2 separate regions of the Homo sapiens genome follow, and region 1 is linked to region 2. The links are chromatin contacts, found by Hi-C or POLR2A ChIA-PET in ENCODE. All regions are on one chromosome and are shown on one strand. The core of a region is the stretch at or near the end of the contact, and the rest is flanking DNA. Distances in the headings are between cores, read along the strand shown. Region 1 overlaps MATR3 (matrin 3). Region 2 has its middle 35 kb from the start of STING1.

What was found. Hi-C counts contacts between places; a loop is a spot of excess contacts on that map. ChIA-PET counts read pairs that join two places held with the same protein, here RNA polymerase II (POLR2A). Pooled maps may share reads with other maps.
Region 1: a loop to region 2 is called in a map of psoas muscle, with 2.2 times the contacts of the local background. The contact joins two enhancer-like sites. A Hi-C loop is called at or near these places in 6 of 168 maps with a recorded cell type or tissue (B cell, CD8-positive, alpha-beta T cell, chondrocyte and 2 more), 12 of 37 single-sample maps with no recorded cell type and 15 of 50 pooled maps. POLR2A ChIA-PET finds 5 or more read pairs at or near these places in 5 of 52 experiments (B cell, H1, WTC11 and 1 more).

The regions. Positions count from the first base shown.
Region 1 is chr5:139,298,250-139,300,993 of GRCh38, reverse strand. The region is part of intron 1 of MATR3 (matrin 3); the gene reads right to left. It also overlaps the pseudogene RNA5SP195. Among named protein-coding and RNA genes, the nearest start is that of MATR3, 5.9 kb to the right of the region's middle. Within about 2 kb of position 1,358, at least 2 of the 41 ENCODE cell types and tissues checked have a DNase peak (open chromatin) inside an H3K27ac peak, as active enhancers do; they include CD8-positive, alpha-beta T cell, where a contact is called at or near this core.
Region 2 is chr5:139,516,661-139,519,360 of GRCh38, reverse strand. No RefSeq gene overlaps it. Among named protein-coding and RNA genes, the nearest start is that of STING1, 35 kb to the right of the region's middle. Within about 2 kb of position 1,285, at least 30 of the 41 ENCODE cell types and tissues checked have a DNase peak (open chromatin) inside an H3K27ac peak, as active enhancers do; they include CD8-positive, alpha-beta T cell, where a contact is called at or near this core.

The DNA.
Region 1 (2,744 bases), core at 109-2,608, 220 kb after region 2:
AAAAATACAAAAAAGAGCCAGGTGTGGTGGCAGGCGCCTGTAATCCCAGCTACTCGGGAGGCTGAGGCAGGAGAATCACTTGAACCCAGAAGACGGAGGTTGCAGTGAGCTGAGATCATGCCATTGCACTCCAGCCTGGGCAACAAGAGCAAAACTCTGTCTCAAAACAACAAAACACCAAAAATCAGCCAGGTGTGGTGGCATGTGCCTGTAATCCCAGCTACTGGGGAGGCTGAGGCAGAAGAATCACTTGAACCCTGGAGGCAGAGGTTGCAGTGAGCCACTGCAGCCTGGGTGACAGAGTGAGACTCTGACTCAAAAAGACTTAATAAATTAGTCTAAATAAAACATTTAAAATAGTGTCTGACACACAGCACCGTAGTAATCATCTCATTTGGTATAATCTGATCCTCATAAAACTAAGAAGGTAAAATCTATTTTTCTTTATTTTTAGATGAGAAAAACTTTTAGAGGCAAAAGGACTGAGATCCAAAGACAAATGAATAAAGAGCTTATAAACTTTTTATCTGCACCGTAGTCTCTTTCATGTATCAACTTTAATGTCATACTGGTCACCAGGAATCAGCTTTCAAAAACAGACTTAAAGACTGGTAGTAACTTTTGTTTTTGAGACAGAGTCTCGCACAGTTGCCAGGCCTGGAGTGCAATGGCGTGATCTTGGCTCACTGCAACCTCCGCCTCTCGGGTTCCCGTGATTCTCCTGCCTCAGCCTCTGGAGTAGCTGGGGTTACAGGTGCACACCACCACACCTGGCAAATTTTCTGTATTTTTTAGTAGAGACAAGGTTTCACCATGTTGGCCAGACTGGTCTCGAACTCCTGACCTTGTGATTCACCCACCTTGGCCTCCCAAAGTGCTGGGATTACAGGTGTGAGCCAACTGGTAGTAACTTTCAACAGACAAGCTAAAGAACAATACACTATCTATATTGCAGTAATTCTAGTAAAAGTGGAAAAATTAAACATCTTCCTTCTTCATTCTGTATTGCCAACCTGTGTTTAAATCACCCTTCACCCTGCATCCTTAACCTGTTTCCCATCCAAGCACTAACCAGGCCCAACACTGCTTAGCTTCCAAGATCAGACGAAATCAGGTGCGTTTAGGGTGGTATGGCCATAGATCTTACCTTTCTATTCTCTCTGCCATAATCTTAGTCCTCCTGCTTTTTAGCTAGCCTCCTGGCATCAAAGCTCACACCTCATCACCTTTCAACATAAACAACCTGAAACATCACTCATTTCACACTCTCCTGGCTCAAAAACCTACTACTCCCTACCACTTACCACATGAAATCCACACTACGATTTCCTTTTTCAAGACAGGGTCTTCCTCTGTTGCCCAGTGCAGTGGCACAATCTTGGCTCATTGCAGACTCAATCTCTTGGGCTCAAGTGATCCTCCTTGGTCTCAGCAGGGACCACAGGCATGCACCACTATACCCGACTAATTTTTAACATTTTTAGTAGAGACAAGGTCTCACTACGTTGCATGAGCTGGTCATGAACTCCTGGGTTCAAGTGATCCTCCTCCCTCAGCCTCCCAAAGTGCTGAGGTTATAGACATGAACCACTGTGCCCTGCCTCACATATAATTTTCACTGCCTTTCATGTGTTGGTTCCATTCTACTTCTCTAAACCTTTTCCCCAACCATAACCAAACACCTTACAGAAACGTCTGCTTACTATTCCATTTACAGAAACTACTCAATGCTTGTGTAAATAAAATTATTAGCTGGGAGGCATCCCTCTGTCATTTCATGTAATACCAGTTATTTTCTCAAGGCCCAGCATCCCCTTTTAATCATTCAATGTATTATACAAACCAGTGTATATAAAAATACGAAACAAAACATTAACGAGACTTTGGAAATAAATCTACATAGCAATTTCCAACGACTCCCTCCCCTTGTGTTTAAGTTTGACTACTTAATGTATGTACCCTTAAAAAGTGTTATTTTTGCATTTCTGAACTTCATGCAAATTGACTTAAAATGTACTGTTCTGACTTGCTTTTAAAAACTGATTTATCCACAATTGTGAGTTAAACCTACATTTTCACTGCAATATAGGTATCATTATGTATGCACATGTACTTTATTCTGCAGATGATGAACATTTAAGTTGTTTTCAATTTCTTGCCATTACCAAGAACAACGCTGTTTCTTGGTGTCCCTTGGTGCAAAACTGCAAAACTTCCTCCTCCATGGTGCTCTTCCAAAATACCATGGCCCACACAAAGACAGACACAAGCATTAAAACTGATAGCCTTTTCCAATCTTTTCAGTCACGTATCTAAAAATCTCTCAACTCCTAGGCTTTTCTCTCTGCTCTAGTTTTAATTATCCATTAGATTTTTCTACACACAAAGAATATTTGGAGTTCAAATATTTGTGTTTCTTTTCTTTTTGAGACAGTCTTGCTCTGTCACCAGCCTTGGAGTGCAGTGGCACGATCTCGCCTCACTGCAACTTCCGCCTCCCAGGTTCAAGCAATTCTGCTTCAGCGTCTCCAACAGCTGGAATTACAGGAACGCGCCATCACGACCCGCTAATTTTTGTATTTTTAGTAGAGACGGGGTTTTCCGTATGTTGCCCAGGTTGGTCTCGAACTCCTGGCCTGAAGTGATCTGCCCACCTCAGCCCCCAAAGTGCTGGGATTACAGGTGTGAATCACTGCACCCAGCCAAATGTTTGTATTTCTTTGACATTATTCTTTCCCCAACTA
Region 2 (2,700 bases), core at 36-2,535:
GAGAATTGCTTGAACCCAGGAGGTGGAGGTTGCAGTGAGCTGAGATCACGCCTTTGCACTCAAGCCTGGACGACAGAGCGAGACTCCATCTCAAAAAAAAAAAAAAAAAAAAGAAGCAGCAGCAGCAAAGATGTTCTGGGCATCTTAAAACTTTGGGATCATTATGGGGGAGGTGGTGCAGGTGGTATGTGTGATAGGAATGCTTTTATGTTGGGTCTCAAAATGTGAGGAGTGTTTAGGCAGGTAGAAAAGGTGGCAAAGGAGTGTTCAGGCCAAAGCCTGTGATAAAGCACACAAAGGACGTGGGAGATGACAAGAAACGAGACTGAAAGGGTTGTGCATGCCAAGCTAAACGTGTGGACTGATCCTGAGGGCAGTCAGAAGCCACTGAAGAGTTTGGGGCCAGTGAGTACATTCCAGCAACAGAGAGAAGTGTTAAAATAGCTGATGTTGGCCGGGGACAGTGGCTCATGCCTGTAATCCCAGTGCTTTGGGAAGCCGAGGTGGGAGGATCGCTTGAGTCCAGTAGTTCAAGACCATTTAGAGAGACCCCAACTCTACAAAAAAAATGAACAAAAGTAGCCAGTCGTGGTGGCATGCAACTGTGGTCCCAGCTACTCCAGAGGCTGAGGAGGAAGAATGGCTTGAGCCCAGGCAATTGAGGCTCAAGTGGGCCAAGATCATGCCACTGCACTCCAGCCTGGGCTCCAACCAGTTTCAAGAAAACAAACAAACAAACAAAAAAACGCTGATGCTCACTGAGCCTCTGCTTAGTACTGAAAAAGATGATTTCGTTTAGTCCTTCCAACACTCTTCCAGGGTTGTTAGTATTATTTCCATTGCATTGTAAGGGAAACTGGGGTATGAGATTGTTTTCTCAAGGTCACCGCTAGGAGTTGGTCCTGGATCCTCTTCCTGTCATCATCCTGTTGGTCTGAGAGAGGGTAGGGGTCAGGGAAGGGCTCTGAGACGATGAGAAGACAGGACGGACAACCAGACGCCATGCCCGTCTGGTTGAGGGGGAGGATGGCAGCGCTCTCGAGGGTGAAGCACAGGTTTCTGACTCGGGCTCCTGGGAGGAGCGGGCAAAGGCGTGGAGATGTGAGCCACAGGCGCCAGCCAGTGGTCCCAGGTCCGAGGCAGGACCTGCCGCCCGAGAGGCGTGGGAGCCGCACGGAGCAGCCGCCGCCTGCCTCTCTTGTCCTACTCTGGCGCGAGTCCATCCGGGCGGCGCGGCTGCTGAGAGCAGCGCCCTCTAGCGGAGGCCGGGCCTTGGCCCCGGGCCGGATGAAGTCACCGGCCGGAGGCATGCCGGGAACTGCGCCGCCGCGGCAGTCTTCACCCGCTGGGGGTGGTCTGGGCGCAGCTGCGGCCTGGCCTGTAGGGTCTCTGTCCAAACTGCGAGCCAGTGCACGCGCGAGTGTAGGGCCTCCTGACACATCACCGGGAGCTCTGCGGTACCTTCTCCTGCCTCCCGCGGCCACGGTGGTCTCAGACCCCTTAGATCCCACATTGGATCCCTTCCACCTGTCCTCACACTCCTCCGGCTTCTCTTACCACATTTTGGCCCTTCGACACCCTCGTGCTCCCCGCCTCATGCCTCATATCTCCGGGCCAGTATTTCATCGGGTCACCTCCACATCCCACTCGCTTCTCTCTGTCCCAACTGCCTGTGTCTTCATTCATGCCAACATCGACTCCAGGCTGGATGGCCACACCAGTTACCACCAGTCCGGCTCTTCAACCCATTTTTTGCCCTGCAGCTGGAGGAAGGAAATTTATTTATTTATTTTATTTATTTATTTATTTATTTTTTTGAGACGGAGTCTCGCTCTGTCGCCCAGGCTGGAGTGCAGTAGCACTGTCTCGGCTCACTGCAACATCTGCCTCCCGGGTTCAAGCGATTCTGAGGAAGGGTATTTGTAAAGATAATGTTGTTCCTAGGATTGATGATCTTCAGCAGCCTTCCTTTCATATAAAGATCAAACTTCTCGGTCTGACCCACCAGCCTTTGAGGCCTGGACCCTGCACCCTCCAGCCCATCTTTCACAAAGCCTCCCTCTGGGTGGATCCACAGTCATCTGCATCAACATCACTGGTGGAGCTTGTTTAATACACAGATTCTGGGTCCCTGTGCCAGACCCATCAAATCAGAATCCCTGGGAGTGGCACGCATTTTCACCAGGTTTCCTTAGTTGAGACCCGCTTCTTGCAGCTCCGGAAAAATTACAGGGTTACTGTAATCCCAGCACTTTGGGAGGCGGAGGTGGGCGGATCTCTTGAGGTCAGGCGTTCGAGACCAGCCTGGCCAACATGGTGAAACCCCGTCTCTACTAAAAATACAAAAAATTAGTTCGGCATGGTGGCAGACGCCTGTAATCCCAGCTACTTTGGAGGCTGAGGCAGGAGAATCACTTGAATCCGGGAGGTGGAGGTTGCAGTGAGCCGAGATTGCGCCACTGCACTCCAGCCTGGGCGACGAGTGAGTGAGACTCTGTCTCAAAAACAAAACAAAACAAAAAAAAACAAAAAACCCCAAAAAGCCAAAAACAGGGTTATCTTCCCTCCTAGCCTGTACACAGCACAGGAGGTGTAGTTTCCCCCTACTCAGACACTACACCTCCTCTGCTTCCTTCACATTGAGATTACAGGTCATCCCTCTCCTGCTCTCCTGAAGCCCCAGGCTTACTCCTAAAACAG